Regions from separate parts of the Mus musculus genome. Here all the other regions are linked to region 1. The links are chromatin loops, found by intact Hi-C in ENCODE. Cell type or tissue: heart. All regions are shown on one strand. Each heading gives the region's core, and the rest is flanking DNA. Links, peaks and the distances in the headings are about the cores only. Region 1 overlaps Gm20383 (predicted gene, 20383). Region 2 overlaps Gm32425 (a long non-coding RNA gene). Region 3 holds the start of Gm40381 (a long non-coding RNA gene). Region 4 has its middle 11 kb from the start of 2310069B03Rik. Region 5 holds the start of Eva1a (eva-1 homolog A (C. elegans)). Region 6 has its middle 41 kb from the start of Pole4. Region 7 has its middle 49 kb from the start of Pole4.

The links. Hi-C counts contacts between places; a loop is a spot of excess contacts. Peaks named below come from ENCODE experiments on the same cell type or tissue, not always from the same donor. Only the 100,000 strongest peaks of a DNase experiment are listed, where the experiment ranks them.
Region 2: a loop joins it to region 1, with 11 times the contacts of the local background. A loop is called at or near these places in 24 of 42 quality-filtered maps.
Region 3: it touches region 1 in a loop (5-fold over the local background); 30 of 42 quality-filtered maps call a loop at or near these places.
Region 4: it touches region 1 in a loop (3-fold over the local background); 5 of 42 quality-filtered maps call a loop at or near these places.
Region 5: a loop joins it to region 1, with 6 times the contacts of the local background. A loop is called at or near these places in 21 of 42 quality-filtered maps.
Region 6: a loop joins it to region 1, with 7 times the contacts of the local background. A loop is called at or near these places in 16 of 42 quality-filtered maps.
Region 7: a loop joins it to region 1, with 14 times the contacts of the local background. A loop is called at or near these places in 16 of 42 quality-filtered maps.

What each region holds. Positions count from the first base shown.
Region 1 is chr6:81,984,776-81,989,215 of GRCm38, forward strand. All of the region lies in intron 1 of Gm20383 (predicted gene, 20383), which reads left to right. Among named protein-coding and RNA genes, the nearest start is that of Gm20383, 2.7 kb to the left of the region's middle. In heart, for the core only: a CTCF peak has its summit at 2,417; a DNase peak (open chromatin) is centred at 2,386; H3K27ac peaks cover 450 bases.
Region 2 is chr6:82,700,945-82,705,384 of GRCm38, forward strand. It overlaps Gm32425 (a long non-coding RNA gene), which reads left to right. Exons shown (of 3, transcript XR_377779.4): 2 at 2,578-2,851. Among named protein-coding and RNA genes, the nearest start is that of Gm32534, 12 kb to the right of the region's middle. In heart, for the core only: a CTCF peak has its summit at 1,970 (motif pointing left); a DNase peak (open chromatin) is centred at 1,967; H3K27me3 peaks cover 837 bases.
Region 3 is chr6:82,117,350-82,121,789 of GRCm38, forward strand. Gm40381 (a long non-coding RNA gene) reads left to right here and starts at 2,400. Exons shown (of 2, transcript XR_869194.2): 1 at 2,400-2,785. In heart, for the core only: a CTCF peak has its summit at 2,395 (motif pointing left); a DNase peak (open chromatin) is centred at 2,062; H3K4me3 peaks cover 709 bases; H3K27ac peaks cover 329 bases; H3K27me3 peaks cover 323 bases.
Region 4 is chr6:82,890,157-82,894,596 of GRCm38, forward strand. No RefSeq gene overlaps it. Among named protein-coding and RNA genes, the nearest start is that of 2310069B03Rik, 11 kb to the left of the region's middle. In heart, for the core only: a CTCF peak has its summit at 2,599 (motif pointing left); no DNase peak of the experiment used is centred there; H3K27ac peaks cover 1,206 bases.
Region 5 is chr6:82,040,259-82,044,698 of GRCm38, forward strand. It overlaps Eva1a (eva-1 homolog A (C. elegans)), which reads left to right and starts at 1,370. Exons shown (of 3, transcript NM_145570.2): 1 at 1,370-1,643. In heart, for the core only: a CTCF peak has its summit at 2,139; DNase peaks (open chromatin) are centred at 1,433, 2,133 and 2,603; H3K4me3 peaks cover 2,395 bases; H3K27ac peaks cover 1,990 bases; H3K27me3 peaks cover 1,493 bases.
Region 6 is chr6:82,609,964-82,614,403 of GRCm38, forward strand. No RefSeq gene overlaps it. Among named protein-coding and RNA genes, the nearest start is that of Pole4, 41 kb to the right of the region's middle. In heart, for the core only: no CTCF peak of the experiment used is centred there; no DNase peak of the experiment used is centred there; H3K27me3 peaks cover 305 bases.
Region 7 is chr6:82,601,944-82,606,383 of GRCm38, forward strand. No RefSeq gene overlaps it. Among named protein-coding and RNA genes, the nearest start is that of Pole4, 49 kb to the right of the region's middle. In heart, for the core only: a CTCF peak has its summit at 1,942 (motif pointing left); no DNase peak of the experiment used is centred there.

The DNA.
Region 1 (4,440 bases), core at 126-4,125:
AGGAGTCCCAGTGGAGACCTGACACCATATTGTGGCTGCTCTCTTCCTTGCTACAGTCTTCCACGTTTGGGCCTCATTTATCATGGGATGGTCTTGAACTCACTATGGATTTGAAAATGATCTCCTTCCTTCCTTTTTTTAAAAATTTTTTTTGAGTTGGGATCTTACTATACAGCCCCGACTAGCTTGGACCTTGATCTGTAGACTAGACTGGCTTTGAACTCACAGAGAACCGCCTGCCTCTGCTGTCAGAATGCTGGGGATAATGGTATGTACCACCAATGCCTGACCTTTAAAACTGTTCATGCATGTGTATGTGCACAGCCACACATGCTTCACATTTTGTGTGTGGACATAAAGGACAGCTTGTGGGAGTTGGTGTCTCTTCTTCCACAATATGGGTTTAGCAGATTGAACTCTGGTCTTCAGACTTGGCAGCCAGTGCCTTTACCTACTGAGCAATCTCATCTGTCCAAACCTTGGATTTCTGATCCTCCTCCTTCTACCTTCCCGGAGCTGGGACAACAGGCTGGTGTTGCTGCTGTTTCTCGCTTATCAGGCTCTTGGGATTGAATTAAGGGGTTAGTACACACTAGACAAGCAAGCCACAAATGGAATCACACTTCTGCCTCCCTCTTGGGTGTTTTGAGTGCCTGGTTTGCATCAGGTAGTTTGGAGGCACTCGGGGGACAGTTCTGGCAGATGCAGATGGTACCCATGATGCTCTAACTAATGGCGTTGCCAATTAGAGAACAAATGCAAGAAGGCAAGCATAAGAGTGGAGTGAGTAGATCTAGGAGGAAGTCAGAGAGGTTTGTCACCTATCCAGTGGAACTGGAGACATTTGCAGATCAGGTAGTGTCAAACTTAAATCTTGCCAATTATGGCACACAGAGAGATTTGGTTTAGGCAAAAGCTCTGTCTTAGTTAGAGGGTTCTATGGCTATGAACAGATACCATGACCAAGGCAACTCTTATAAGGACATTTAATTGGGGCTGGCTTACAGGTTCAGAGGTTCAGTCCATTTTCATCAAGGCAGGAACATGGCAGCATCCAGGCAGGCATGGTGCAGGAGCTGAGAGTTCTGCATCTTCATCTGAAGGCTGTTAGCAGCATACTGGCTCTCAGGCAGCTAGGACAAGGGTATTAAAGCTCACACCCACAAGGCCACACCTCCCAACAGTGCACTCCGTAGGCCAAGCATATACAAACCATCAGAAGCACCAAAGGGGAGACTGTGCACTCTATATGCTTACGGAGGGGTAGGGGTGCTAGGTGCATGGAGTCTCAGGCACGCTAGAGGTTAAGCTGAGGCCAACGGAGGAGAGCAGACTCTCATATTCCTGCAAGGAACTAAGGGTGCCTCCATTAAGCAATAAGGAAACACCAAAGGGTGTGATGAATTACGTGATGAATAATTATGTTATTTGTTTGCCATTGTCTCCAGGTTCGTTGTCTTCCAGCCCAGTCTCCCATCAGCCAGCCAGTCCTCCCAGTCTTCCCAACCCTACCTACCTTCCCTTTTATGCCCTTACCCCTGACTCATCCTTCAAGTTCCAGCTTCAGTGTCACCTCTTTTACAATGTCTTCACTTACCACTCCCCAGCAGGCAGGTGCGGATGCTCCCCCCAGCATCCTGCTAGACCATCCGGCTCTCTGGAGTCCTCAACGTACTGGACGATCACAATTGGCATGGCTCAGGCGTAGGGTGCCCATGTGTGATGTTGTGATTTGATCCTCCCACCCTGGTCCCTAGCACTGAGTGCTGCTGGCAAGATTCATGTTCGCCTTCTAAGCCCCATGGCTTCTCTCCTTTACAAACTACATTTCCAAAGAGCATTTGCCAACTGACTTCCTCTTTTTTGACCGAGGCAGGAAAAGTATCTTCTAACAGGGCTATCAAGGTGAGAAATGAGAACAAGAAGCAAGAGGCCTGGTGAGATGGCTCAGGGATTAACTGAAGAGTTGGATGCCAGGACCCATGTGACAGAAAGAGAGAACTGACTCCTGAAAGTGCCCTCTGACCACCACGTGACACCTATGTGTCACTTCTGACCTCTACGTTCCATTCCATACTCGGGTCATTCACCCACCCGCAGAACACCTTCAAGCTTGTCACTACTTTATTCTAATTGGATTGTGTTTACATCATTGCTTTTTAAGGGGAAGCAACTGGTTGGAGCTGGATGGAGTAAGGATTGTTTTTTTTTCCCACTGGAAATGCAAAGGAGGACACAGCCTTTTGTTTTTGTCAATTACAGTAGCAAAGAGCCTTCACACACACACACACACACACACACACACACACACACACACACACACACACTTCTGCTTCTTGAGTCACCCCTTCCTGAGAGCCAAAAGAGGCGCTCTTCCTCAAGCCACCGCACGGTGGCGCCTCCTCACAGTCCCGGGGCCTTTCACAAAGCGGCTTTTGTCCCTGCGGGCAAGCAAGCACAGCCACTGTTCCCTGAGCAGAAACCTTGTCCAGGAGTGACCCCACTTGAGCTCACGAGGTTGTCGTTCAGTTGAGTCACAACCATCACCCAGGTGCCAGCTGGTCCCAGGAGCCCTGTGCTGCCCAGTGAGTCTTTGTTTCTAGCTCAGAACAAAAAGGATCCTGGTATCACCTCCCTTGGTAGCACATGAACTTTTGAGAAAGTTTCTGGGGACTCCCTGGAGGGACTTCCAGGGAGTCTCTTTCCTCCTCCACCCCCCTCCACTGCAGACCTGGCTGACAAGGCCTAAGATCACCGCACATTTCTCCCCAGACAAGGGGACTACAAATTTTAAATCTTTCGTGTGCACCCTTCCTGTAAATCACCCTGGCTTGGTGAGAGTTTAAGAGGGAACTGCAACTCGTATGCCTAACATCCAGAACAGTCTGTAGCCTTGACCTTGAAAGCAGACCTGAAACTGATGTAGCCATCTGACCCCCATAAAGTAAGTGACTTTGGATTCCAAAGGCTTGTTGGAGCATGACAATTAGTTATAAAGCATTGCGAAGCTGAGGGTAAGCTCCCTGGAGATGCCAAGCAGAGAACCCAGTGTTTTTGTGGCCTAAATGGAAGTCACAGAAAGTCCTGGCTGTCATGCCAAGAACCAGGCCACAACCCGCCCCATGGAGGAGGAGCCAGTAACCAAAGGCAGCAGAGGTGGCACACAGCTCCAATTTAGGATAGTGTCAGTTGCCATCTGAACAGTGGCTGAGGGTATTTGGGGAAGGCTCTTTCTAATCCCAATGACTGCTTTATTTGATAGACAGTATTAAAGCTACTTTATAGACAAGGAAGGAGAAGGTTACTCGAACAGTTAAGAGCCGCACAGCTCGTTAGCGGAGTTGGGGCTCAGGACCTTAAGGCTCAGGCAATTTCTGTTCCCTTGATTACATGACTCTCCTTGAGGTTGGTGTGCACATTAGAAATGGGGGGTGAAGAGAAGTAGTTGGGCTAGATCTTGCTGGAATACAGGATTCTCTGTGAGGTGTCAAGTTTAGACAAAGGATAGCTTTGCCCGAGAGTCAGCCAGGAGCATCATTGGGTCACAGAGTCCCCATGGGGACTCAGTGGATGGAACAAAGCCAGCAGGAACCCCATAGCTTCTTTGGCATGGCAGTGGGTGGGTTTCCTGTTTGTCCTCCTCTTGTCTTTGCTCCATGAGCCTCTGCCAGGGTTGCAAGCGCATGTATGCACACAGGCAAAGTCACACACGCATGTGTCTGCACACTCACACATGCACATGGCTATACATATGTACATGAACACACACCCACAACCTATTCACAGGCTCACAAATACCCAGCCTTCACCCCCAGCCCCTCTGCCTGTGGGACCCTGCCTCATGGAACGACTTCTGGTTCTGGAGGCCGAGGTTGAGGACAGGTACCCTCTCCGCTGGTCTCCACTTACTTACTGAGGCTTGTCACTGGACCCAGAGCTCACAGATTTGGGCTAGGCTGGTTAGCCAGTCTTTCCCAGGGGACCCACTCTCTCCTTGTCTCTCCTTCTGGAGGCACCAGTTTTTTTTATGTTGGATTTGGGGTACCAGTCCTCATGCCCATGTAGCAAGCACATATCTACTGGACCATTTCCCTAGTCTTCTTATTGTTTATATTTTTGAAAGGGGGCCTTATGTATTCTTTGATATACAGTTACAATGACCTTGAATATCCTTCTTTCCCCTTCACAGTGCTGGGATTATCAGCTTGAACCATTATACTCCATTTAGGGCTCTGAGCACTTGAGGTAAGCTCTGTCCCCAGCCCATAGACAGTGCTTTCGTTCCCAGAAACACACAGCGGGCAGACACCCCACCCCTCCTCTGTCCTCCCTTGTGCTATTCCTGAACCTTGCAGTGGGTGATCTCCTAGGCAGGGAAGGAACTGGAGACAGGGGAAAGGGGATGGGGTGGGCTGCGGAGAGCAGAGGACAGAGGTGTGT
Region 2 (4,440 bases), core at 182-4,181, 720 kb after region 1:
TGTGTGTGGATTAAAGTGGGGTTTTGGGTTCTGGGGTGTGTTGGGGGGGGAGGAGTTGGTTTACATAGGCATGTGTGCAATCGCACAGCTGTGGATGGCAGATGTCAACCTCACAAGTCCCTTAGTTACTTGCCACCTTGGGATTGCTGTGATCTGTCTTTACATTTATTTGTTGTGAGCACCTATACTCAGCAGTCAGAGTCAGTTCTTTCCTTCCATTGTGTGGGCTCTAGAAATAGAACTCGTGCTGTCAGGCTTGGTGGCAAGCCCTGTTACCTCCTGTGCCATCTCAAAGGCCTCACTGTGGTTGTTTGTTTGTTTGTTTGTTTGTTTGTTTTGAGACAGTTTCTCACTGGTTTGGGGAACACCAAGTTGGCTAGAATGAGTAGCCTCTAAGTGGCAAAGATTCACCTGTCTCTACCTCCGCAGTACTGGGATTACAGGTGAAAAGGTCAGCTCAGAAACTTTGGGAACGTCATGAAACACTTGCCCCTCTGGAAGGAAAAGGCTAATTAACATTTCTCAGACCACGGGGGTGGGGGGCACATTCCACATGGCTAACCCTGCTCACCTTCAGACAGGGAAGTCCTTGTCACCTCATTCCCTAAAGACCAATCAGTTTAAAGGGTGCACTGTTCCACCAATCATATTGTGCCTAGTTGCTGATGCTCTATTTTGGCCCTGGAAACCATATAAAAACTGGCCGAACTGCTGCTGGTGGTCGCTGCCTCTCCTTCAGGTCTGGGACGACCCCAGTGCACTGGAACAATAAGTTCCTCTTGCTTTTTGCATCAACCCCAGCTCCACATGGTTCACTCAGGGGGTCCCCAGTAAGCTAAGCTTCCCCAGAGTTTTATGCAAGCATGTGTCACCACATCAGGCTACAGATTCTGAAACATTTATTTATTTGTTTGTTTGTTTTTCGAGACAGGGCTTCTCTGTATAGCTCTGGCTGTCCTCACTCTGTAGACCAGGCTGTCCTCGAAACTCAGAAATCCGCCTGCTTCTGCCTCCCAAGCACTGGGATTAAAGGTGTGTGCCACCACTGCCTGGCTCCGAAACATTTTTTTAAAGATTTGTTTTAGGGCTGAAGAGATGACTCAGCAGTTAAGAGCAATTGCTATTCTTCCAGAGGACTCAGGTTCAACTCCTGGCAACCACATGGTGGCTCACATTTGCAGGGATCTGCCACGTATACACTATATATATGTGGCTGGTGCACATACATACATACATACATACAGGCAAATCACTCATATGCAAAAATACATTTTTAAAAAAGGTCTATTTGTGTGTTGAGTAGGGGTGGCTGCACACGTGTAGTTGCTGAGAGAATCCAGAAGAAAGTGTCAGGTCCCCTGTAGCTGGAGTTACAGTGGTTATAAAGCTATCCACTGAGGGAAGAGAACTTTGGTCTAGTGCAAGAGAAGTAATGCTCTTACCCCTGAGCCATCTCTCCAGCTCGAACTTTTTAAACGTTCTAATCAAGGACCCTGAATGTTAGTTTCACACTGGCCTCTGTCCTCCCGGCACAACCAGCCAACTGAATTCCAGGAGGCGTCCAGGGCAAGCCAAGAGAAGACAGAGGCAGCTGATGGAGAGGTTGAGGGGCTTATAAGAAAGGGCATGTGGCTTCTCCCCCTCTATCCGACCCCACTCCGGTAACTGTCAGCTGAAACAGCTACCTCGTAAAAGACTGGCAGGTGTACCACCATCATCACCACCATCACCCGGGCCCCCGGCCCCCATCCCTGCTTCCCTACTTCCCTGCCCCCAAGGAACAATCCTAACACACCTGCAGAATACAGTCAAAGGAGGTGCAACCGGAACATAAACTGCGCATCAGTCAGCCAGTCATGTCTGGCCCGTGGTTCCCAAGGGCTGGTTTCTAGCGCCTGTGACACTGCACAACACGTGTAGCTCCGCAGAGCTCTTTCAGCACCTCCGAGGGGCGGGCGCCACCTGGTGGTCACTCTGAGATCTACTCGAGGCCACGTGCTCTTAAGAGCAGGGGAGCTAGGAAGGCCAATTCAGCACTGGGGAGGTGGAGGCAGGAGAATCAAGAATGCAAGGCTAGCTTTGGCTACACAGCGAGCTTGAGGGCAGCTTAAGCTACACAAGACCCTGTCTGAAAAATAAAACAAAACCATCAAACAAAAAACCAAACCCAGTAGCTAGGGAGATGGCAGAACTTGTTAAATTGGGCTAACATGAGGACTTGCATTGAGATTCCCAGCATCCATATAAAAGCCAAACAGCCATGGCTGCCTATATAAATCAGCTAGACCCCAAAGCTAGCTGGCCCACCACATTAGCCTAACCAGTGCCTTCTAGGCACTGAATAGTGAGGCTAGTGCCCTGCTGCAATATTCAAGATGGAGAGCAAGAAGTTCCCAGGGCAGACATACACACAGCCACACACACCCACATACCTGTGCACACACATGGATGTGAAGAAAGAGAGGAGGGAGGAAGAAAGAGAAAAGAGGAAGAGGGAGCCAGTGGTGGAGCAGAGATGGTGAAAGTGAGGCACCAGGTGTGGATGAGCGAACTTCCCTCAGTTCTGCATTTGCCCAGGAGGAACAGCTTCATTGAAGAAGCACAAAGAAAAGGCAGCCGTTGAGAAAGGGAGTCTGTGTCTGCCGTGAGAGGATCAGAGACCTGCGGGGACACAGAGCAAGGCAGGAGTTCGGGGCCAGCAGAGAAGAGCTTGCTCTCACCGGTGAACAATGTGGCCTTGTTGGGGCTGGAGGAATAACTCAGAGGGTGAAAGGCAAACCTGACAACCTGCGTTCATCAAATATCCCCCAACCACAGATTTGCACATACATAGGCCCTCACCCATCCACAGGTAAATCATTGGGTTTTTTATAATAGTTTGACCTTGTTCACCAGCACAGGGAACAATACTGAGGCTCTAGAGTATAGACTTGAGACCCTTGTTGCACTGGGTACTTAATACCTGTTGTCCTGCTAATTAAGGTCAAAGTCTACCGTTGTCCAGATAGCCTTCTGAGCTCAGCACAAAATGGGAGACTCCCTTTACCAGCAGAGATTCTCCTTCTCTGACCTTGTCTGAGGAGTTCAGAGCCCCCACCCTCTACCAAAGGTTTGTCACATTCGTAGCCTTGATTAGCTCACAGTTTCAGCTGCCTTTCTTCCACCACAGAACCCATTCAGCAAGCACCTGAAATCCCCCAAAAGCCTCTCCATGCTAATGAGGCGTCTCAGTTCCTTATCCTTCAGCCAATGACCTTTGCCCACCCTCGATATTCCTACAACCTTCCCCAAAACTATACAACCCAAGAAAAGTTGATCTGTCTCCCTGAAGCTGATCCCGGAGATAAGTCTGCTATTTCTGTTGTACTCACAGGCTCTTCCAAACCTGCCTGTTGACTCTGCTTCCCCCAGGAGAAGGGAGACCCAGACACCCACTTTATTTATTTAATTTTGAGACAGGGTCCCTCTGTGTGTCCCTGGCTGGCCCACAACTCACTGTATAGACCAGGCTGAACTCATTCACAGAGATTCTCCTGCCTCTGCCTCTCGAGTGTCACCAATCCTGATTAATTTTTTTTGCCCTTGCTGTTTTTGAAGCAATGTCTTATGAAGCCGGGTGGACTTAGTCAGGGTTTCTATTGCTGCAACAAAACACCATGACCAAAAGCAAGTTGGGAAGGAACGGGTTTACTTGTCCTACACTTCCAGATCACAGTCCATCATTGGAGGAAGTCAGGACAGGAACTCAAGCAGGGCTGGAACCTGGAGGCAGGGGCCGATGCAGAAGCCTTGGAGGGGTGCTGCTTGCTGACTTGCTTCCCCAGGCTTCTGAAGCCTACCTTCTTATAGAACCCAGGACCACAAGCCACAAGATGGCATCCCCGGCAATGCGCTGGGCCCTCCCCTCATTGATCACTAATGAGAAAATGCCTTACAGCTGGATCTCATAGAGGCATTTACCCAACGAAGGCTCCTTCCTCTGATGACTCTGGCTTGTGTCAAGTTGGCACACAAAACCAGCCAATACCCAGGCTGTCCTGGAACTTAGTACGTAACTGCTAAGGCCTACTTTGAATTCCCAGTTCTCCTGCCTCCACTTCCCAAAAGCTGGAATGACAGGCACGCACCTCCACACTAGAACCATCCACTATTACTTTAATACTCTAAATGGGTCAGGAAATAAGAAACTATTAGCCCCGTCTTAGCAAGGGACAGTACAACCTAAGTCAGTCACTTACCTGCCAACTTTGGAACAGGCGGTCATCAAATTCCCACCAGACTCTACTCAGTTCGAGTCTGGTCAGCCAGGAGCCATGCAGGCGCCCTTTGCAGGACAAAGCAGAACCGCTCAGCAGTGAGGTGAACCTGACTAAAGGGAAGCCCGTATTGGTCAGCAGCCCCTGTGACTTGATGCAGAAAAGGCTGCTTCACTACTGTGGA
Region 3 (4,440 bases), core at 201-4,200, 130 kb after region 1:
ACCAGTGTAAGTTACAGAATGGCTACAAAAAATTTAAAGAGAGAGGAGAGTCAGGGAGGGTCTGACTCAGAGACAGAGCAGCTCTGGGGCCCAGGCGGTTGAGCTTAAGGAGTTGATTCTCTTGCAGAGGCACAGAGCCCTGAAGGTAGGGCACAAGAGATAGCCTTGGTCAGATGGTCAAATGGACCAAGGGAACACGATTTGAATGGACTGCATCAAACAGTGGTGACCAGCCCCAGTCAAGCTGAAAGCCCAGGGACTCCTAATAAGAAGTTCTCTGTTAGCCCCTAGAAGGATGGACAGATGGGAGATTGTGGGGACCATCACCATAGCAACAGGGTGTATTTCCTCTTTATGGGGTCCAGATGAGAATGTTATCCTCTGCTTGGGTCTAATGTATTCAAAAAGTTTTTAGATCTGTTTTATTTTTTCTGATATGATTTCAGTATGTCCATCTGCTCATATGTTCCCAATCTTCTCCACATGTTTATAGGTGCTATGTTTTTTATTTTCACAACTAACCTATGGGTCTGTGCCCCATGGGTGGTGCTGGGTAGGCAGTGGTGTCTATGTGCACAGAGACACTATCGTTTTCCCCAGAATATGTACTCACAGTGGAACCAAAGGCTGGCCAGTAAAATGGCATCATCACCCAGGACAGGGCACACCCTGAAGGTCGCTCACAGGACTTGGAGTAACTTAGAGCCGCGCACAGCCTGCTCTTTCCTGTGGCCATGCTCTACAGATTTAGATCAGTAACCGAGTGTTATGACCCAAGAATTCATACCTTTCTGCTCACCCCCTGAGTGCTTTATGTCCATAATCAGGCCTGTGGACTTAACCTTGAAGTCCTTGCTTCATCAGTTCTATCTTTGGGAGGGTTAATGAGCCCAGACCTATGCTATAACTCACATGATTCTAGAAAAAAAGGTTCAAGAGCCCAGGGGGCTTTGGTGTCCGGATAAAATGCCTATTAAGGACTAACTGGTATTGCTGCTCTTTTGAAGTTCCCTGTACCTGGCACTTCATGCATCTAATGAACCCTCTGGTTTTAGCAAATGCAGGGAGTTGGTCCCCTCAGCTCCCTTGTCAGACATGAGAACAGAAGGTGCTGTGTGGCCAACCCACCCCATCATTGATTTTCCCAACTAGGGAACTCTGGACATTGAAGAGGGGAGCTGTTAACGATTGTATCAGGAAATAGACACAAGTTTAACTGTGCAGACAAAGCAGGGTACCTGTGGATCTCGTCGTTTCTCTCAAAGCATTGCCTCCCTCAAGGTAGCCCTTGAATTACTTGAATGTATCGATCATAGCAGGATCTATTGAGAATGTTCTTCCCTCAGAGCCTTACAAAAGCTTTAATTCATTCTGGTATTTGATCAAATGTCTGGCTTTATGTATGACTCTATTTTCTTTTATAGTCTGTTTTATTACTCTGTGTGTATACATAGAGCAATAATATATATGTGTATTAAAAACACACAGAATTGAACACCAAATAATATGAGATGAGGGTGCTGGAAGGATGGATCAGTGGTTAGGGTGCTTGATGCTCTTGCAGAGGACCCAGATTTGGTTCTCAGCTTCCATGTGAGGCTGCTCACTTGAAACTCCAGAGAGCCAATGCTCGTCAAATTGTGAGCCCAAGCAAACCCTTATTTTCTCCCGGTGCGCTCCTCAGCTCTTTTGTCACACCAATAACAAAGTAACAAATACAGCGGGACTTCAATGGGCTTACTGTCCTGGCTCACTTGTACCCCACCCACCACACTAGCAAGAACTAGACAGTTCTAATTAGCTTTGAATCCTCTAGGAGAAAGGAGGGCCACAGACTGTCTCTGTTTCTAAATCTTGTTGGGGGGCGCTACAGTAAGCTTTAACTCACCACAAGTCGGTGCTAAGCAGGTTCCATGACTGGAGTGGCAAAGTCTATGTGTGGCACCTCTCTGCAAGCTATTCAGGTTGCTCTGAGGACGTTCAGAATTCCAGGCTCTGCCTGAAACACCACGCAGAATGCTTGTTTACAGCACCTACTCTGTGCCGCCATCTTCCGGTCTGGTACTGCTTAGAGTGTAAAGGCTGGGTCCTTCCAAGGACAGCCTGCTCTTAGCCCGAGAGAGATGGCTTTCTGTTCAGCAGTCCTGACCGGACTGGACCACAGAGAACTTTGTGAGGAAGCTCTAGGAACTTCACCAGTCTGTGCTGTCTGTCTGTCATTGCGGGGAGGCTCCAAGCCATTAATCCTAACCTCAGGTGGCACAATTTTATGTCAAAACACTTGACATAACTTTATGGTTTCGCCCCCCCCCCCCCCCATTCAATTTGAAAACTCTGGGTAGCTGAATAAACATTTTCTTTATAAGCAGATGAGAGATCGCCCTCTGCTGGGCGGACTCACAACTGCTGCCCACATTTAGGAAGAAAAATCAGCGTCCACATTTGATTTTGAGGAAGAAAATAATGTTCGCCTTTGGCTTAAAAATAGCGTTATTTTACAATGGATCTGCTCCTAGGATAAATTCTCTAGGAGCCTCTTCCTCTTTCGGGCTTTCCTTTATCCTTTACAGAGGGGTCAGCTGAGTGTTGGCATTCCATTACGACAACCCCAGAGCAGGCTATTATTGTCAGCTCTCTAGATGCTGTGATGCTAAACCCAGATGAAGAGTCACCAGGTGGGGGGCAAGGCTTTACTTGGTTCTCCAGTGGAGAAGTTTGGTACATTTGGACTCTGGACAGCTTCACACAGACGGTTGCTGCTTTCTTTGCCACTGCATTTTAAAAAGTAATGTATTGTTTATTATTTATTTACATGTATGTGTGTGAATATGTGCATATGCGAATGCAGTGCTCATAGAGGCCAAAAGACACCAGGAGTCTGAAACTGGAGTTATTGGTGGTTGTGGTCCCTTGGTATGGGTGTGGGGACTAGGCTGCAGTGCTCTGGAAGAGTCATCCATTCCAGACCCAGACTTCCACAACATTTTGAAAATTTAATTTTATTTGTGTGTGTGTGTGTGTGAGTGAGTGTATGTGAGCATTCATGTATGTAAGTGTGTTTCTGTATATGTGTGTGTGACTGTGTGCATATCTCTCTGTGTGTGCATGTGAGTGTGTGCATCTCTCTCTCTCTCTCTCTCTCTCTCTCTGTGCTGGCTCAGGTGTCATTCCTTAGGCAATATCGATCTTGGTTTTGTTGTTGTTTGAAACTGTGTTTCTCACTGTCCTAGAACTTGCCAAGTAGATTAGGTTAGCTCACCAGTGAGCTCCAGAGATCCACCTGTCTCTGTTTCCACAGTGCTGGGATTACAAATGTCACTCTTTTCAACATGTTGGCTCTACGGATTTAACTCGTGCCCTCATGCTTGTGAAGCAATGGAGCCATCGGTCCATCCTTTGGTTGGCTTTCTTTATGGTAAATTTTCACAATGAGTTTCTACCTTAGTGTTTCTTGCTAAATCCTTAAAAGTCGGTCAAGGTTTGTGTTGGACCTCTTCTTGTCTGTGGACTCAAGGATGCACATAACACATACTTTGTGAATGAAAAAAGAAGGAAGGATGTGACTTCTCCTAGGTATGGCAGAAGAGAAATTTTATTGTAGATATGAGGGGAGAGCAGAGCCAGATCAGAGACATCTGGGAGAGTCCAAAATGAATGTGACCAGTCTGATCTGGACCATACGAGGAGAGGGGGAAGGGGAGGAAAAGCGGAGAAGTGGAAGGGAGAATACCTGCTGACCATGATGGGTAGTCTGGGCCAAAAGAATAATGGGTAGATCAAAATGAGCCAAAATGGCTGAGTTACGTAGGGAGGGGCAGCTGAGGGAAGGCAGCCAGCCTCTCTGGGTTGGGAAGTTTAGGGTAGGAGGTGAGGTATGCCAGCCATACCCTGTAGGAATGCAGGAAAAACCTAGCTGCCAGCTCGGTTTTGATGTGTTAATGGGCACCAGTTAGTCATTTGTCCCAGGTTTGAGACCTAACATTTTGTACATGCCAAATTAATTAATTAACAAGTACAAGAACCACAGTTCTTTCTCTGGATTAGATGATATCTTGCTGATGCCAGAGAGTTTTATTATTAGGCAGTAAGATTTTTTTTTAAAGTTATCATAGGAATGGCCTGATTCTATGCCAAAAGAGGATGCTGAGATTTTCTTCATGTGGGAGGCAGTAGATCCTGGGGAGAAATCCTAGGATGTGACCCTTCTGTGAATCCTGGGGAACACAGAGAGTCTTGGCAGAAGAGCAGAAGAGTCCTTCAACTAAAAGTGTAAAATAAGGCAAAGCTTCTGGGAAAAGTAAAAGACTGTCCTTTGGGAAAAAGAGGATCTGTTGTTCATCAGGGCTGCTTAGAGGGACTCCTTCCTTCAATACGCATAGACAAAGAAGGTACCTTCGCCAGTGCAGCGGGATAGGATATTAACCTTGTCTTTAAAAGCAA
Region 4 (4,440 bases), core at 285-4,284, 910 kb after region 1:
TCAGGCCCACCTCTCAACCAAGAAACCACAATGTGGTGCAGACAGTCCGAGAGTCATGCTAGATGCGATTTCAGGTTGAAAGCTACACAGCCCAAAGAAGATCAAAGTTAAACTGCAGAATGGGAGTGGAGGAAAGGGGTCCCAAGTATTGATAGAGCACCTCAATTCCTACCCAGCCCACCCGGGGTCAGCTTTCTGTACTTGACCCCAGAGACCTGACACTCACAGAGGCCCAAAGGATGAATCTGTTTCCTGATGCTCACATCCTGGCCTTCTTCTCCCAGCTAAAGTGGACACTAGGAGGCTAAGAGTGTAGCTTAGGGGGAGGATACTCTACATGCTCGGCATGTATGAAGTCCTGGCTTCAGTTCTGGAGATACAGTTAAATAAAATGGATACTAGGAACTGAACATTCCAAGAACCATTTTCATCTGGGTACCACCTTCAGGGCTCGTGGGTTGCTGAGGAGGACTCAAAACCTCAGGTCACATTGGGATTTGACCCTACCACTAACAAAGAGATACAAAGACCCGCAGTGTCCCTTTTCATCAGCATCTCACAGGAGGGTCAATCCAGGCGAGCCCATGCTTTCCTCAGTTCCCATGAATCAGTGCTCTGGAAGCAAACGCTGTTATTGAGACTCTGGAAGCTCAGTTATTAATAGAGCCAAAGACCGGGCTTTACTTGAAAGACAGGTACCCTGTCCACCCAGTGCTGACCAGGCCATGGGATGGGGGGAGTACTGAAGTTGTTGCGGGTGGTTTTCTGCTCTTCTTAGTGCCCCCTAATGACAGCATCTCCCAGGAAAAGGTCAAAGTTAGCCTTTCATTCTGGTCCTTGCAACGCCCAGGGCTTCCCAGCAGCTGGCAGAGGAGGGTGGGCCAGGGAAGCTTGCTTTACTGATTCTCTGTTGAGACCCACTCCTTCCATGCCTGATGCTTTTCCAAACCACTCTTGTCAACATACCTTGGCGACTTTGCAGCTTCCCTAACCTTCCAGAGCCTTGTTTGTCTCCATCAGTCGCTACCATAATGCCTTCTTTGTTCCATGGGCACTTGCGCACCTTATGCACATCTGGATTGCTGAAATATTGGAGCTGGGGGTGGGGCGGTGATGATTTGAGATGTAGTTCTTGCCTACAGACCAAGTGCTTGCCTACCTATTGTACGACAGACTTTTCATGGAAGGACACCAAGACACTCATCTATTCACCCCAGAGAGGGAGGCCATGGCAGATCAAAGTAACGACTGTAGCAACATCCAATTTGGTAAAAAGTAAGTTTTTACAGGAGTTACTATCAGGACTGTGGGTGAGGGGGTCACTTATAAAGAGCAGGGATCACTCAGAAGCAGCCGCATCACCAGAAAGCCCACCCCAACATGGGTGACCTGTCCCCATAGCTGCAACCCTGGAGCTCTCTGTGCATCCTGGGGCACTTCAGCAGCTCAATCTCCAGACACTGCGCATGGGGCTGAGCCGTAAGCATCCTTCAGACTTGTGTGCTCCCAGGCATGTGACCTTTCGTTGCCCTCCTGGAGAAAGTATTTGCTCAGAGGGCGTGTTGCCACTTTGCTGCTGCGTTTCTTTTACAGGATAATAGCAGTGGGTTTTCCCCTAAGGTGGCATAGGCCTGACCCACTTCCTTCTGCAGGAAATAGAAAGGGGAAAGGTTGTTGGTGCCCAATTGGTTCTTTTCCCCTTTTCCTTAAAGTCTGGGCCCCATCCCATGGGAAGGGATCACTCTGTTCAAGGTGGGCTTTCTCCCCCAGTTAATCCTCTTTGGAAAAACTCTGTCTCTCTCCCCGTCTCTCTGTGACTGTGTGCATGTCCGTCTGTCTCTCTTCTCTCTCTGTCTTTTCTCTTCATCTATATCCCTCTCTCATACAGACACACAAAATGGGCTTCATTAATGACCTGCTTGTGTATATTTGTATTTTATCATTTAATTTTTTGTGTGTTTTGTTTTAAGATTTATTTTATTGTATGTGTGTGACTGTTCTGCATGCGTGTATGTCTATGTGTGGGCCTGGTACCCATGGAGGTCAGAAAAGGGCCTGAAATACCCTGAAACTGGAGTTTATGGATGGCTAACCATAAACTGCCGTGTGGGTTCTGGGAAGTAAGCTCTGGTCCTCTCCACGGGCATCTGTTGAACCATGGAGCTCTCTCTCTAGCCCCTGCTAAGCTGTGTGTCTGTCTGGTGTCCTCTTGCTTGGGCTGCAGCCTTGTTGATGGATTGTATGTTGATGAGGACTGACCTGCTCTCACCACCCTGAGAAGACATTTATGATGATTACTTTTGATTGTCGACTTGACTGACTTAACGGCCAACTAAGGTTGTGCGTGATGGCACATACATTTAACCCCAGCACCCGGGAGGCAGAGATAGGTAGATTTCTGTGAAATTTGAGGATAGGGGGATCTATGTAGTGAGTTCCACACTAGCCAGGGCTATAGTGTGAGACTCTGTCTCAAAATCAAATCAAAACAAAAACAAAACTAACTAAAAGGAAAAACAAACAAAAAACTGGGCTGGAGAACTGGAGGGTCACAACCACCTGTAACTCCCATTCCAAGGGGTCTTCTGCCCTCTACAGGCCTCCATGGACACTGCACTCACACACACAGCAAGAAAGACACACACAAACACACACAATTTTACAAAATAATAATGAATTCTTGAAAGGAGAAAGAGAGAGAGATGTTGGCACAGAAGTGTCAGAAACTTCTCGATTGCCCCCACACTTGGCTCGTGGGATCCTGCTGGGCATTCCATGAACACGCGTGAGCAGTCACCACTGTTTGGTGGCTGGCATGGTTAACCCCATAGACTGATTCTGAGATTCTCGTTTGCACAGGCTTCCATAAATGCACAAAGTACCTAGAACGGTCTTCTTCTTAAGGTTGAAATCACAGCCTGGACTACCACTTGCTTCTGGTATCTCTTCTATACTGATGCTAAGTTCCTTTGACCTGAAGCAGGTGATGTCAGTCTCATTGCAAGGACTGCCCAGTGCCCTTTCTCCTCATATTCTGAGCACAGAATGCGCTGCCCTTGCTCATGACCCATTCAGGACTCATCCCCGCCCTCCACTCTTCGTGAACCTGGGGAGTATGGAGATGCGGCACACAGAGGAGGAGAAGAGGGCTTCAAAAGGCCTGGCCAGTTGGTATGAGATGTCTGAAATGTGTTTACTGGTCAGGGAGGAGTTGTGGAAGAGGTAGGTATCATTAAAATACATTGTCATTGTATGAAATTCTCAACGAATGAATAAAGACACTGTCTTTTTTAAAAGTACTAACTGAATATAGAATATAAAGATTTTTTTCTAGCAGTGTTGAGAACCTGTTGAGGGAGGAAGTCATCAATCTGTCCCCAGTCAGCCAGTCTGACTGAATTTTCTCTGGCTCAACTCAAGCATAGAGAATAAATGTTAGGAATGACTGAGTTAGGAAGTGACCTAATTCAGGTGGATGGGGAGAGCAAGCTGTGGGTCACTGGGTCCAGGGCACGCACAGACACACAGACAGACAGGGGGGGGAGAGGGAGAGGGAGAAGGAGAGGGAGAGGGAGAGGGAGAGGGAGAGGGAGAGGGAGAGGGAGAGGGAGAGGGAGAGAGAGGAGAGAGAGCGAGATGTGGTGTCCCACTGCAGTCAAACTGCGGGGAACCAGCCAGGACCTTGAGAGGGGTAAATGGGGTGGGGTGGGGGGGGGTGTACAGAGGAGGGAAGTTCAGGATGAAGGAAACTAATACAGTTTGCACTTCAAGGTAGATTTGGATTCAGTGCCCTTGACAGCTACATAGTAATTTTAAGGCTGGTGTAGGTCACATGAGACCCTATTTCAAAAAGATAAAAATAGGCAGAGCAGAAGTGGCACAGGCCTTTAATCCCAGCACTTGGGAGGCAGGGACAGGAAGATCTCTGTGAGTTCAAGGCCAGCCTGGTTTACAGAGTGAACTCTAGAACAGCCAGAACTACACAGAGAAATCTTGTCTTTATTATTATTATTACTATTTCTTTATTTATATTTCAAATGTTATCCCCTTTCCTAGTTTTCCCTCTGAAAACCCCTATCCCATCCTCCCCAGAAACCCTGTCTTTAAAAAATAAATAAATAAATAAATAAATGAATAAATAAAACATGTTTAAGAAGAATGCTTCCTATGTCCTTTAACACCCAGGTTCTCAAGACTGTTAATCTATCAACTATCCTTTTTGTCTACACCCCACACACCTTCCCTCTGTTCTTATCTCCTGAACTCTTCCCACTGGCAATGGAAGCAGCCAGATCTTGGCTGGATGTAGGGTGCCTGCCTAGCATGCATGAAGTCCTGAATTCCATCTCCAGCACTCCACATAGACTGGACATGGTAGCACATGCCTGTCATCTCAGCACTCCAGAGGTTAAAGTGGGGAGGAGCAGAAATTCAAGATCA
Region 5 (4,440 bases), core at 128-4,127, 55 kb after region 1:
CAGGGAGTAGTTTAGTGGCCGTCCAAAGCTAGAACTGGTTGCTCAAGGCACCGATGAAGCAAGACCCTTCCTGCCAGACCAGTAGCTTCTATAAGAGAAGACAACTGGTCTGTGTTTACATCAGGACCCTGAGATTGTTTTCTTTGAGGGAAAGCACTGCATTTCAAGGTTAAATAAAGCAAGCACTGTTTGGCCAAGTGTAGACTATGGCTCTCAGCCCTGGCTCTGTCAGATCAACTTTCAGAAACACACTTGGGGGACCCTCTTTAGACAAATTCAGTGATCGTATGAGTGGACCTGGGTTTCTTCTCATTTTTAAACCTAATAGCTTAAAGTCCAGCCAGGGCTCTGTGGTCTGATATATTCAGTCCACCATGCCACCAATGGTCTTGAAAGCAACATTTTCAAATAGCATCTGAATCCGGGCATTGGGTCAGAATGTAGACTCTCAGTGAGTCAGGTCCAGAGGGGCAGGAGAACAGCAGCTGTTTCTAGAGTATGCTTCTGATAGCAGTTCTCGAGGACACCTGGGATTCTGATGACCCCTTTTGGTCCCTGGTTATTCCATCCAATTTCTCCACCATCTGAGCCCTTGGTTTTCAGTTGCCCTGGTTCCCAGCAACACCCTTTCTTGGGCTGGCAGGGCGATCTCTTCTCTGTTCCCCTCCTTCTTCCTGTCTTTCACAGGGCTGGGCTGCACAGCCTGCCTGTCTGCCTGTCTAGACTGTCCTCTACCATTAAGACTGGTCCACTCCTATCTTTGCCCCAGTTACCTGTGCTAACTGCCGAGGAACAGGATGTCCTTTGGGGTCATTCTAGCCTGTTCTGCACCAAGCTCCTTGTGGCCACTGCATAAATACTCCTGTAGTTTAACAAAACTTCAAACCCAGGCAAGCAAGACCAAAAAGTGGTAATGTCTTCTGATACTAACGAACATTCCTTGGAGATTATGCATCAGACTTTAAACTCTCCACTCAGAAAAAAAAAAGAGTCGATCAAATTTAACAAAGTAAGTGGTTATTTCCTGTCTGGACTTGGGGTTTTAAAGCTGGCTCAACGAGTGCAGTCCACCAGGCAGGAATAAGCCAATGAGGGTTGGGGGTAGGGTTGGATTCTGCTTGCAGATCTGGGCTCCTTGCTGTAAAGAGGGAAATGTTGGAAGTTCGGGACAAGGTGGGGACCGCGGATGGGGAGATCATGTAACCCAGGGGACGGTGGGAAGCGCGGGGAGGCAGGCAAGAGTTGCCAAAGTTGAACTAAGTTGGAGCAGCCGTTCAGGTTTCGCGTCTCGCGGCGCCCACGTGGGGAAGGGGGCGGGGAGCGGGAGGGAGGGCAGGTCCGGAGCCGAGGGGCGGGGGTGGGGTGGGGTAGCGGGGGGAGACCGAAGGAAATGAGACAACCTTTTCCTCCCACGGACTCAGGCTCCTCTAGAGTGTGCAGGGCTGGAGGAGTCCAGAGGCTGGGTGTGCGCGTTCCGTGCTCAGCCCTGATTGGGGAGGGCCGCCCCAAATTGCTCTCCGGCGCGCGGGTGCCCCAGCCACAGGGCGCAGCAGCACACTGCCGTGCCCTTCCCTAGGTGATCTGATCCACTCCAGGCCCCCCTGCTCGGTCCCCGGAAGTACGCGCCAGTCGTCCTAGAGAAGGTAAGCTGCTTCCCCGAAGCGCGCTCAGGGCGCGGGGACACTCTAATTCTGCTGAGCGGGAACTCTTTAGTGCTCTTCGGATCCCAAACTACCGCTTTGTTTCCAAACCCCTGTCCAGGTGTTAGCACCGGTCCTGCCTTCTTCTTTTGCTTCTCCTTCCTTCTGGCGTCCCCAGCGTCTTGATCCTGTTTGGCTTGGTCAGACCACTCTTACCCTCTGCCTTGGGCTTTGGAGAACTCGTGAATTCCAAATCAGGGCGCTTCTCTTAGCTGCTCCAATCCCTGGAGCTTGGCTGAGCGGGCCAGTCGGCGGCGGCGGATTTAGGCTTGGCTGGGGATTAACCCACCTGAAGCCGGCCTAGCGAAGTACTTAGTTAACTCTTCTCAGAGCCACTGAACTATTGACACTTATTTGACGACCCCCGCCCCCCCGCGCGTCCCCAGATCCCCGAGATTGGAGTGGACCGTGGCGTTCTAAGGCTGTTGGCGCCCCCTAAAGCTTTAAATGTGACGCTCTGTTGCTGGAGAGGGACTCATCAGGTTTGGGGGTGAAGGATCCCGACGACTGGGGGTAGAGGGAAGAGATCTTTGCAGGGCATGAAGACAAACCAGTATGGCTCTGAAGCCGGCGAGACGGACCCGCTGGGTAGTTTCATTTTTGTTACTTAGTTAAACACCTTTTCCAACCTTAGGCCTGTGGCAGGAACTTCTAGGAATCTTGGCTTTAAAAATGGACAAAAGGAAAGGAGGGAGTAAGCGGCCTTGAGCCTCGCAGTTTGCAAAGGGTCCAAGCGTGAATTTGGATCCCAACAGGTCTGTGCCGCACACCCCAAGTCCAGCCCTAAAGATGGTTCCTCAGTCCAGTCTGAGCAAGAAATCTGCTACCTCCTGCCTGCTCACACTCAGGGAAGACCAAGCCTTTACCTTTTATAGCAAATACATCGCGATTCCGTTCAAATCCAAAGCGTTTATTTAGAGCCGGCTGCCGTCCTAGCTCACTGAAGAGGATACTACCCGGCGCCGCGCTCTCTCAGCCCCTCCCTCCCCTCCAGGCAGTGTAATTGTTAGTCTGCCACCGCGGGCCGGCTTGAGGTCAAGTCCGGTGTCAAGGAAGCCAGGGTCAGACCACCAGCCTTGGTAATGCCTTCTTGTGGCTGTTTTCTCTTCGGAAAAATAGTGGGGCCAAGAGTGTAACACACAGGGGTGGAGGTTGGAGGGGTTGGGGGGGAGTGGGGCGGCTAGCACTTGGGAGTGGAATCCGGAGGATCAGAAGCTCAAGGTCATCTGTGGCCACAAAATGAGTTTGAGTCCAACCTCGTTCCACAGGATTCTGCCTCAAAATACCAGAGTCAACGCCCCCCCTCCGATGTCAACCAGGAAGTAAAGATGGTGGAGCTTAATTTTAATTTTAGAGATATTTTATTTTGTATTTTGTGTATGTGTGTGTGTGTGCCACATGTGCTTTAATTGTGGCCCTTAAGGGAAGTCTGGTAATAGCTGGAGATACTTTTGGCCCTCACCCTGTGGGTGAGGGAGGATGCTGTTCGCTTGGTGGAATGCTCAGGAGAACCCTCTCCTCACAATACCTCTGGCCCATTACTGCTTGTGCTTTCATTGGGTCACCCTGACTTAAGGAACTGGCTCACAGAGAGTATCCCAACTCCCCTCCTTTCCAGATTACCCCAGCCCCTGTTCTCATATCCCCACCCCCACCTGCAGCCCCAGAGTCAGAATTCCACTGCTGGCTTCCCACCAGGCCGCTGGCCTGCCCCACACTTTTCTTGCTTCTCCATTGCTTACAGAAAGGACCTGGGTCTACAGGTGTCTGTCAGTCATTAACAGCAGCCCCTAGCCGGTCTCTTGAGGGGTGAGGCTTAATCTGTGACCTTGCACACCAGCTCCAGGCTTCCCTGCCCACCCTCAACCTCTAGCCCTTCTGCCATGCTTCCAACACATCCCAGTTCACCGATCCTCTGCTGTTTTGACCTCTTGAACCCACCTTCCCCGCCCTAGTGGCTTGGCAAACTGCTCATCTTTCTTTGGTCTAGAACTCAGTCTCTTCTGGATGGGAGCTTTTCTCCATTTCTTAGGACAGTGCCCTTGTTCCCTGCTGCCCTACCCAGTCACCTTCATTTCTTCAGTATCCCATTTGCAGAATTTACAGCAGGGGACCCCGTGGTGCTCACCTCTCCACTGATACCCACATACTGAGCCTGGTATGGGGCTGTGCTCACAATACCTGCTGAGCTCAAAGGCTTTGGATGTTGTCTGTATTCTAATCCCAGCTTTGTCACCTGTAAACTGTGTGACTTTGGGCAAGTGGGCTCAGACCCTCTGGGAGTCTTACAGGGAGAGCAAGCTGCATTCTCTGCAGGTCAGTGTGACGAACTAATAGGATAATTGTCCATTTTAAGACCGAGTGCCTGCCCCGTGCCATGCTCACTCCATGAATTTTGACTCGCTCGATATTGTATCATCACTACGAAGTTCATTGCAGAAGCACAGAGAGGCTGCAACATTTGCCTCACATCACACAGCTCATTAGTGCTGGGGCCAACATTCACATAAACCTTTGGATTTCAGAACACACACTCTTCTTGCTACAAAGGTAAGCAAGGGATTGTAGGAGACTCAGCCAATGTTCAGTGAATGTGATATGTGATTTGTCGACTAGATTAGTGGGGGCCTAAACACATGCCTGTTCTTTTTTAAACAGAGCCATGCTTAGGATCCAAGACTGTCCTATCAGCAGCCCTGGGGTTCCTTCTCCTTTTCGCTTTGCTTGCAGTTTCAGAAAG
Region 6 (4,440 bases), core at 259-4,258, 630 kb after region 1:
TACAAAGCAAAGGTGAAAGGGCTTCTTGGTAGTGTGGAGTCACTTCGGCCTAGTCACATGCTTGTGGCTCGGAATAAACACAGCCAAAATTAAAAAAAAAAAAAAAATACTGATTACCACACAGGCAGATACTGTAAGGAAAGGGGTGGGGGAATAGAGTCAATTCTCTTTCAGTTTAAGAAATATCACATGAAACTCAAGAAAAAGGAAGACTATAGTGTGGATACTTCTATCCATCTTAGAAGGGGGAACAAAACACCATGGAAGGAGTTACAGAGACACAGTGTGGAGTAGAGACTGAAGAAATGACCATCCAGAGACTGCCCCACCTGGGAATCCATCCCATTTACAATCACCAAACCCAGACACTTTTGTGGATGCCAACAAGTGCTTGCTGACAGGAACCTGATATAGCAGCTTTCTCCTGAGAGGTTCTGCCAGTGCCTGGCAAATACAGAAGTGGATGCTCTCAGTCATCCATTGGACTGAGCATAGGGTCCCCAGTGAAGGAGCTAGAGAAAGGTCCTAAGGAACAGAAGGGGTTTTCAGCCCCAAAGGAGGAACAACAATATGAACTAACCAGTACCCCCAGAGCTACCAGGGACTAAACCACCAGCCAAAGAGCACACATGGTGGGACTCATGGCTCCAGCTGCATATGCAGCAAAGGATGGCCTAGTCGGACATCATGGGTAGAGAGGCCCTTTGTCCTATGAAGGCTCTATGCCCCAGTATCAGGGAATGCCAGGGCCAAAAAGCAGGAGTGGGTGGGTTGGGGAGCAGGGGGAGGGGGAGGGGAGAGGAGATTTTTCGAAGGAGAAACTAGGAAAGGGGATAACATTTGAAATGTAAATAAAGAAAATATCCAAAAAAAAAAAAAAAAAAAGGAAAGGAAAGGAAAGGAAAACTTCAAAGTTTTGTCATTTAGCCTCTGCATCAACCCCACTCTGAGCAAGCCTCAGGGGACATCACAGAAGGAGGAGGCAGACAGAATGTAAGAAATAGGGGGTGGGGAGGAGGAGCCTCCGGACCTGACAGGGAGATGTGGTTACACAAGACCTGTACGAGATCAAACCAGCTTAAAATGCCAAACACTACGGGCACCAGGTGGGGGGAAGGGTTAATACCCTCACCGCCGCTACCCTGCCTTTGCCCCTGAATCAGTCGGGATTGCTAGACCCAGGGTCATGAGAGCTTGGCCCCTTACCAGCTGCAGCACTTGGGAGAGCAGGCTCTGCACCTCACCTAGGCAGCGCAGTAGAGCTGGCCCAATGGAGAGAGCACTGGTAAGCTAGCCCTGAGGGTGTGAGCATGGGAGGGCTGCACCCACCACTCATGCTATGAGGCAGAGTAGGCGCCAGGGTGATGCCCTCCCCTTCCTGGCACCACACCACCTGCAGTAATCCGGAAAGCTGGCCCTGCCCCTCACTGGGGCAACATAGTGGAGCTGATCCTGACGGCAAAGCCACGGGTAAGCCATCCCTGAGGCTGTGCAATTGGGACAGCTGGCCCTGCCTCCTGCCAATGGCGACATTGGGTGGCCTAACCAGAGCAGGGCTGGAAAGCTGGCCCTGATGATGCAGATAAGGGAGCGACAGCAAGCTGAGCAGTTTCAGCTACCATCCACGCCCTGTTCCAGTGATTTGAGTGACACCCCCCCCCCAAACACACACACACACACCAAAATCTACATTATTTGTGAGCTGTTGTAGTGGTGAAAGGACGAGTCCTGCCGATCCAAAGCTGCAGGATCTCCATGATGGGGCAGCAACAGGATAACTAGGAGGAGTCCCTGTGAGGATCCAATATTGGTGGTGTGACCTCAAACCAGACCAATGATTCATTGCAATGAACATTTGCAAGCGAAGATGTGTGGACAGAGAGGAATACTGTGGGACACACTACAGCATACAACAGCTTCCATGATGAGATGTTTTCTATGCTTTGTTTTGTTTTGTTTATTTTGTTTGTTTATGTGTGTTTTATTTTCTTTGTTGGGGGGAAAGGTTGCAAGGGCAGAAGTTAGATACAAGGGGGTGGGGGAGATGAACAGGACTGGGCTGGGGTGCATGATGTGAAACTGACAAAGAACCAATTAAAAGTTAAAAACAACAACAACAAAAGGCCAGCCAGCATGGGGGGTGGGCATCCTGACCCCACCCCTAGCTAAGGAGTTATAAGTCGCTGATGACTGCTGGGAGGAGGGGGAGTCATTTTTCATTAGGAGCCTGTCCACACTGGTTTGTTTCCCGTAGCCCTTGGGTTGACATGCCTTCTGGATGTTCCTCAGACATGGCAAGACAACATGGAAACCTCGAGAAGGAAGTGCATTCAATCCAATGCACGTTTTAAGCAGCTGTGTTTACTCAGCCTGGAAGAAAAAAGAAAAGAGAAAAGAGACAGAAACGAAAAAGCGAGAAGAGGTGGGCATACAAGTAAAAGCTATGGCTGGTCTGCTTGAGGGACGATTTGATGGCTGCATATTCCATAGCATTTGTATAGACATTACTTCTTTGGTTGGGTTTTTTTCATTTATTTGCTGGTTGTCTTTTGAAGGAGAGTCTGGTATATTCCAGGCTGGTCTTGAACTCACTAAGGGGACCTGGAATTCCTGATCCTCTGGCCTCCACCTTCTAAGTGTATATTAATCATATACCACCTGCATCCAGCTATCTCTTTGTATTCATCAAGCAAATTTGCTATTTCATTAATATAATTGTTATCATCTATACTATTATTTCCATCTTATGGAGGCCAAAGTCAAGGCCATAAAAGTCCAGAATCTTGGTTAGGGTTACTATTGCTATAACCTTATAACCAAAACCCCATGACTGAAAGCTACACGGGGAGGAAAGGGTTTATTTGACTTACATTATCTGAATCATGGTGCATTGAAGAAAACTGTATTGGTCAGGGTTCTCTAGAGGAACAGAACTAAAGGAAAGTTATTTATTAGAATAACTTAAAGGCTCACAGACTGTGGTCTAACTAGTTCAACAAACATTGTCTTCCAATGGAAAGCCCAAGAATCCAGTAGATGTCAGTCCCTGAGACTGGACGTCTCAGCTGACCTTCAGTATACATTAGAGTCCCAAAGAAGTGAGCTTTACTGCCAGTGAAGCAAGTGTGAAGGACATGCAGAAAAGAGCAAAATTCTCTTCCACATCCTTTGGAAAGGCTGCTGTGAAAAGGTGTGGCTCAGATCTAGGGTAGGTCTTCTGACCTCAGGCGATGTGGATTTAAGGTGGGTCTTTCTACCTCAAGTGATCCAATTAACTACAAATCCCTCCTAGGTGTGCCCAGTGACTTGGATTTTTAGCTAATTACAGATACATTCAAGTTGACAATTAAGCCTAGCCATCACAAATCCACCCAGCTAAGCTTCCTAGTGGAAAGGAATTAAAGGGAAGCTCAGGCAACAAAGGAAACCATCAACAACCAAAAGCTTATACAAATGCGATTTAAGGCGGAGGCCAGGTTCCAGCTCCAGTAAGCAGAAGAACTTGGCAACCTCAGCGTGGTTCTGGCTTTAGAGTCACATCACGAGGGATACAGGAGTAAAAGGGTTGTGGAATCTTCCTCTGCTGATAAGGAAAGATGCTGAGGCCAGGTGTGTGTCAGGGGAGTCCCTGCATGGAGGTTAGAAGAGGCCATTGTGTGAACCTGTGAAGGTGAAGCCTGGGTTGTGTTGAAGACTCGAAGATGTAAATGCCAGCGCAGATACGCCAGCGCAGATACCTGCCCAGGAAAGCCACAGACTGTGTGTGGATCCAGTCCAAGAGAGAGAAGTGTGTTACAGTGAACAAAACTGAAAGGTGTGGGAGATACAAAGAGGCCTCTAAGGCCTCAGACATGAACACAGAACTACAGGATTTGGAGTCAGCCCTGCTGCTTTTTGCTCTCGCCATGGCCCTGTTTCTCACTATGCTCCCGTTCCTCCCTTTAGGAATGAAAATGTATACTCTGTGCCATTGTGTGTTTGAAGTATGTGATCTGCTTTTGTCTTTTGATTTTATAAGGGGTTACAGTTAAAGGATTGCTCTGAGTCTCAGAGAAGACTTTGGAATGTTAGAAGATATTAAGACTGCAGGGCTGGGGACTTTTGAAGTTGGATTAAATGCATTTGCATTATGATCTGGCTACAAGCCTGTGGGGGCCAAGGAGTGGAATGTGGTCATTCAAAAGAGGATGGCCCCACAGGTTCATCTATTGGAATGCTTGGTCACTGGAGCATGGGACTATCTGAGAAGGATCAGAGGGACCAGGTAGTATGGCTTTGTTGGAGAAGGTGTGTCACTAGGGGTGGGCATGGAGGTTTCAAAAGCCCACTCCAGGCCCAGTGCCCACTGTGTGTGTATGTGTGTGTTGCTGCCTGGGAATCAGGATGTAAAGCTCTCAGCTATGCTCCAACACCTTGCCTGTCTGCCTCCCACCATGAATA
Region 7 (4,440 bases), core at 273-4,272, 620 kb after region 1:
GCTATGTTAGAATACAATCTTAAAAGGCATTTACTATAAGGTGATGCTTAATAGAGTGCACGTGAATCTATACACTAGATTAATGTGGTGGAAATTTGAATATAATGGGTTAGGGAAAGAGATGCCATAACTCTGGGAGGAAAATTTCCCTGGACTCTTATCCTCGTGAAACAGCTTCCAGGCTTTTCGCCTGACAAACCGATCCAAACTGGAGAGTTGGCTTTCGACAGAATATCCAGGAGGAGAGTCCTAGAAATTTATTTCTCATGAGCAGCTTTTTGGCATTTTTGCCTCACAAGCTGACTCCACCAGAGTACCCTGACAGTTATCCTCTTCTGGCCTCCACAGACACTGAATGCACACAGTACACATACATACATGCACACATACACATAAAATAAAAATAAGTTTGTTTTTTTGTTTTTTTTTTTTTTGGTTTTTCGAGACAGGGTTTCTCTGTATAGCCCTGGCTGTCCTGGAACTCACTTTGTAGACCAGGCTGGCCTCAAACTCAGAAATCTGCCTGCCTCTGCCTCCCAAGTGCTGGGATTAAAGGCATGCACCACCATGCCCAACTAAAACTAAAATTTTTTAAAGAGAAAAATGTATAGTAACCTTGAACTGGAAAATTTTAAATTATCAATAATTCCACTACCTTAATACAGCTATCCATATTTTGTGTGTTTCCTTACATTCTTCAGTTATATAAATATAAGTATATCTTAGGGCACTGCAATCAAGACCATGCATAAAATTTCACATCATTATGTTCCTACAGCACTATCATTTCTATAATTAAAATTTCCATGACTACAAAATATTTTATCAAGGGAATTCAGTGGGATTTAATTAATCATCCTCTTATTTTGAATCATTAATTTGGGTCTAATGTCTCCCTATTACAGAATAGTCTAGCAACGGCGAACATTTTCATGTTTCTTTTGTCCCTCGTTCAGGGTTGTTCTTCTGGCTTATTCCCAGGAGTGGAATCTCTGTGTCAAAAATGTTCATATTTTCAGAACTACTGGTGATTTCTGCCAAGTTGCCTCCCCAGGTGTTTCCATGTGTCGCCACTACCCGGGGAAACACCTGAATGGGAGCCCTAACATTTTGTAAAGAACACTCCGTACTCCCCAGTTCTAAGTGATTCGTTATCTAAAGAAATCAGACCCCAAGTGGCCAACTCCCTCAGGCTGCTCAACGTGAAGGGAAAGGAAGAGAGCCTAGAGCTCTGAATTCACATTGTAGCCCCTCCAAAATCCTTCTCCTGGATGCTATGCCCAATTGCCTCTCTTTATAGCTATAGCCTTTCTCTTCATGCCAATCATGAATTCTCACTGTATCTGGGCACAGTCTGTCTTGTTAATCAACTGAACACGATGGCTTTTGACTTCGGTTTTATGACTGCTCATAATTCAGACACATTTCTGCTGGGCTGGATTCCAGGGGCAGAAAGACACGAGAAGGAGCAGGTGGACAGCCCTCAGCACTAATGATACCTCTGTGGGGTCCTCAGAAACCAGGAGCAGTGCGCTCGGTCTGATTCCCTGCCCTAGCAGATTGGCCATTGAAAGGTGGGCTCGCCCCCAGCCAAGTCCGGAGAAACTGATTGTTTTATTAACAATTAGTGTGGGAATAATGCGCAAAATTGACAAATCCAATTTCCAAATGCCTCGAAGTGGAGATGGACAGTCTGCCATTAAGACATTGAGAAGGAGGGTAGAAGTTTTCACGTAGCAACTCCATAGGATGGTGAAAGTAGAAGCTAAAGGGGGTGAAACCTGAGTAGGGAAAGGAGGGAGGTGAGGAACTTGCCTGATGTATGAGGGGTGGACTCTGGTGCTGAGGGAGGAGATAAGAGTTGCAATATCAGAGAAACCCCCTTGAGTCTGCAGACAAGGAGGGAATCTGTACCCGTGGCTGTGCCTCCCTCTAGTGGCCAGGCAATGTGCTCCCTGCAGCTCTATCTGGAGGCAGGGAGAGGTGGTGCAAAGAATAGGGTCTGGGCAAGTCCTAGTTAAGATTCAAATCAGGAAAATGTGGTATAGATGAACAGTGTCATAACCCTATGAATCATGGAGAGAAACCTCTTCCAGAGACACCCCCCACAAGGTGTGACTGTAACTACCATAAGTGAGAGACAGAGAAAAAGACAGAAAACAGAATTAAAGTGGGCAGAGTTCTGGTGTCAGAGGAGAGGTGACACAGGGGTTGAGAGGTCATACTTCCGTTGGGATCTGGGTTAATCTTATAGATGTGAGTCTCAATGACCAACCTCTGGAGTTAATCAGCCTGCTTCTCTGTGGCACCTGTATCCACTGATGCTCCTGAGAGACCTGGGACCCACTGTGTTGGTTCAGAGATGCTCAGATGTCCTGCACGGCCCTTAACTCAACAGCTATAGGAATTTAGATGAGAAATACCCCCCAAAACAAGTTGCCCCATGTCTGTCTCTTTGTCTCTTCTCTATCTGAATGTCTGTGTCTGTCTGTCTGTCTGTCTGTCTGTCTCTCTCTCTCTCTCTCTCTCTCTCTCTCTGTGTGTGTGTGTGTGTGTGTGTGTGTGTACGTGCAGATATGCATGCATGTGGGTACATGTACCAGAGCATTCAGAAGCCAAAGGGTGACTTCAGCCTTCATTCCTCCAGTGCCATCCGCCTCCTTTGGTTTGTTTGTTTATTTTGTTTTGTTTTTCAATATCAGGGTCTTTCACTAACCTGAAACTTTCCAGGTAGGCTGGGCTAATTGGTCAGCAAGCCCCAAGGATCTGTCTGTTTCTGTCTGCCCTCCTGGAATTACAGCGTGCACCACGGAGCCTGATTTTTTTTTAATGTGGATTCTGAGAATTAAGCCCAGGTCTCCGTGCTTGTAAGGCAAACGCTTTACCTACTGAGATTATGTCCCCCGCCCCACATCTCTATCTTAGGCAAAATCTCTACCAATCATTCTTAATGGGTGGTTTTCGTTCAACTGGCAGAAACTCAACAGACAATGTCTAGTCCCCGGCTGGTGTGCACTGCAGTGGGGGTTGGGCAGAGAAAGCTAATCAGCTGAGAAGAAGCAGTTAGCACTTAATTCCATAATTTGCTTTGAGCCGCTCAAGTCAGCCATAACATAATCACCCCCTCCACCTGGCCAACAGCAACAACAGCCCAGACTGCTCAGATGTCCAGGGCTGCCTTTCTGGACGTAGTGTGGCAGCACATCAGAAAAATAAATACATGAATAAGTAACTCGAAGATTATCTGCTTTCTATTTAAAGGCTATCCCAGGTTGTAGAGAGAACATGCCTGTCAACTGATGGATTTGCTCATGAGATTCTTCTACTATGTTCTAGATATTGATACTTTATCAGTTCAAGTGCATTGGCTGCAAGAAAAAACAAAAAACAAACAAACAAACAAACAAACAAAAAACCAGAGTGTGACTGGATAGGTGGCTTAGGATGTGAAAGCTTTTACTGCTCTGGCAAAGGACCCGAGTGTGGTTCCCAACATGCAGAGCATGAGCCAGCTTACAACTGCCTGTAACTCCAACTTGTAGGATCTGAAGCTTTCTGGCTGACTCAGTGCACACATATGCACTCATACATACATGTACGTGTGTGTGCATGAACACACACACACAAGTAAAAATAAAATTAAAGCAGGTGTAGTGGCACATGCCTTTCATCCTCATGCCTCAGGAAGCAGAGGCAGATGAATCCCTGTGAGTTCAAAGCCAGCCTAGTCTACCACAGGACAGCCAAGGCTACTCAGAAAAACTCTGTCTCAAAATAAACAAATAAATAAATCTTAAAATATAAACAGTTTTTTAAAAAATTCTATGACTAATGGTGGCTTAACAAATGAGGCAATCGTCTCACAGAACTAGAATGTTTGCTGGGAGTTCAGAACTGGTTTGCAGCTCAACAACTCGAGTGGAATCACAGGATCTTCCCTCCGCTCCCTGTTGGCTGTCCTCCTGGATTCAAGATGGCTTCCACAGCTCCAAGTCTCAGAACTTTACATGACAGCCTTCTGTGGAAGAGGGAAAGGATCAACGCCCAGCACTACATAAAGCCAGCACACCGACATGTGCTGTATTACGACGTGTAGGAAGTGGGAAACAGAAGGATCACAAATGGAAGGCCATGCAGCAGGTTAGAAGTCAGCCAAAACTCCATGGGACCCTGTCTCTAAAAACAACAACAATAATAAAAATTTCGGGGCCTGGGGATATAGCTAAGAGGTAGAATGTATGCTTAGCCCACAAAAGGCCTTAGTACCATCTACAGCACATAATTGATTAAATAGTTAATTAGCTGTAAAGTTAAAGCATAGGCCTTATTAGCTACTTAAAATATAAACCAGTTTGCTAATTCCCAATGCCAAGAGCCTGGAAGGATTTGTTTGTTTGTTTGTTTGTTTGTTTGTTTTGTAACAGGGTTCCTGGGATTCTG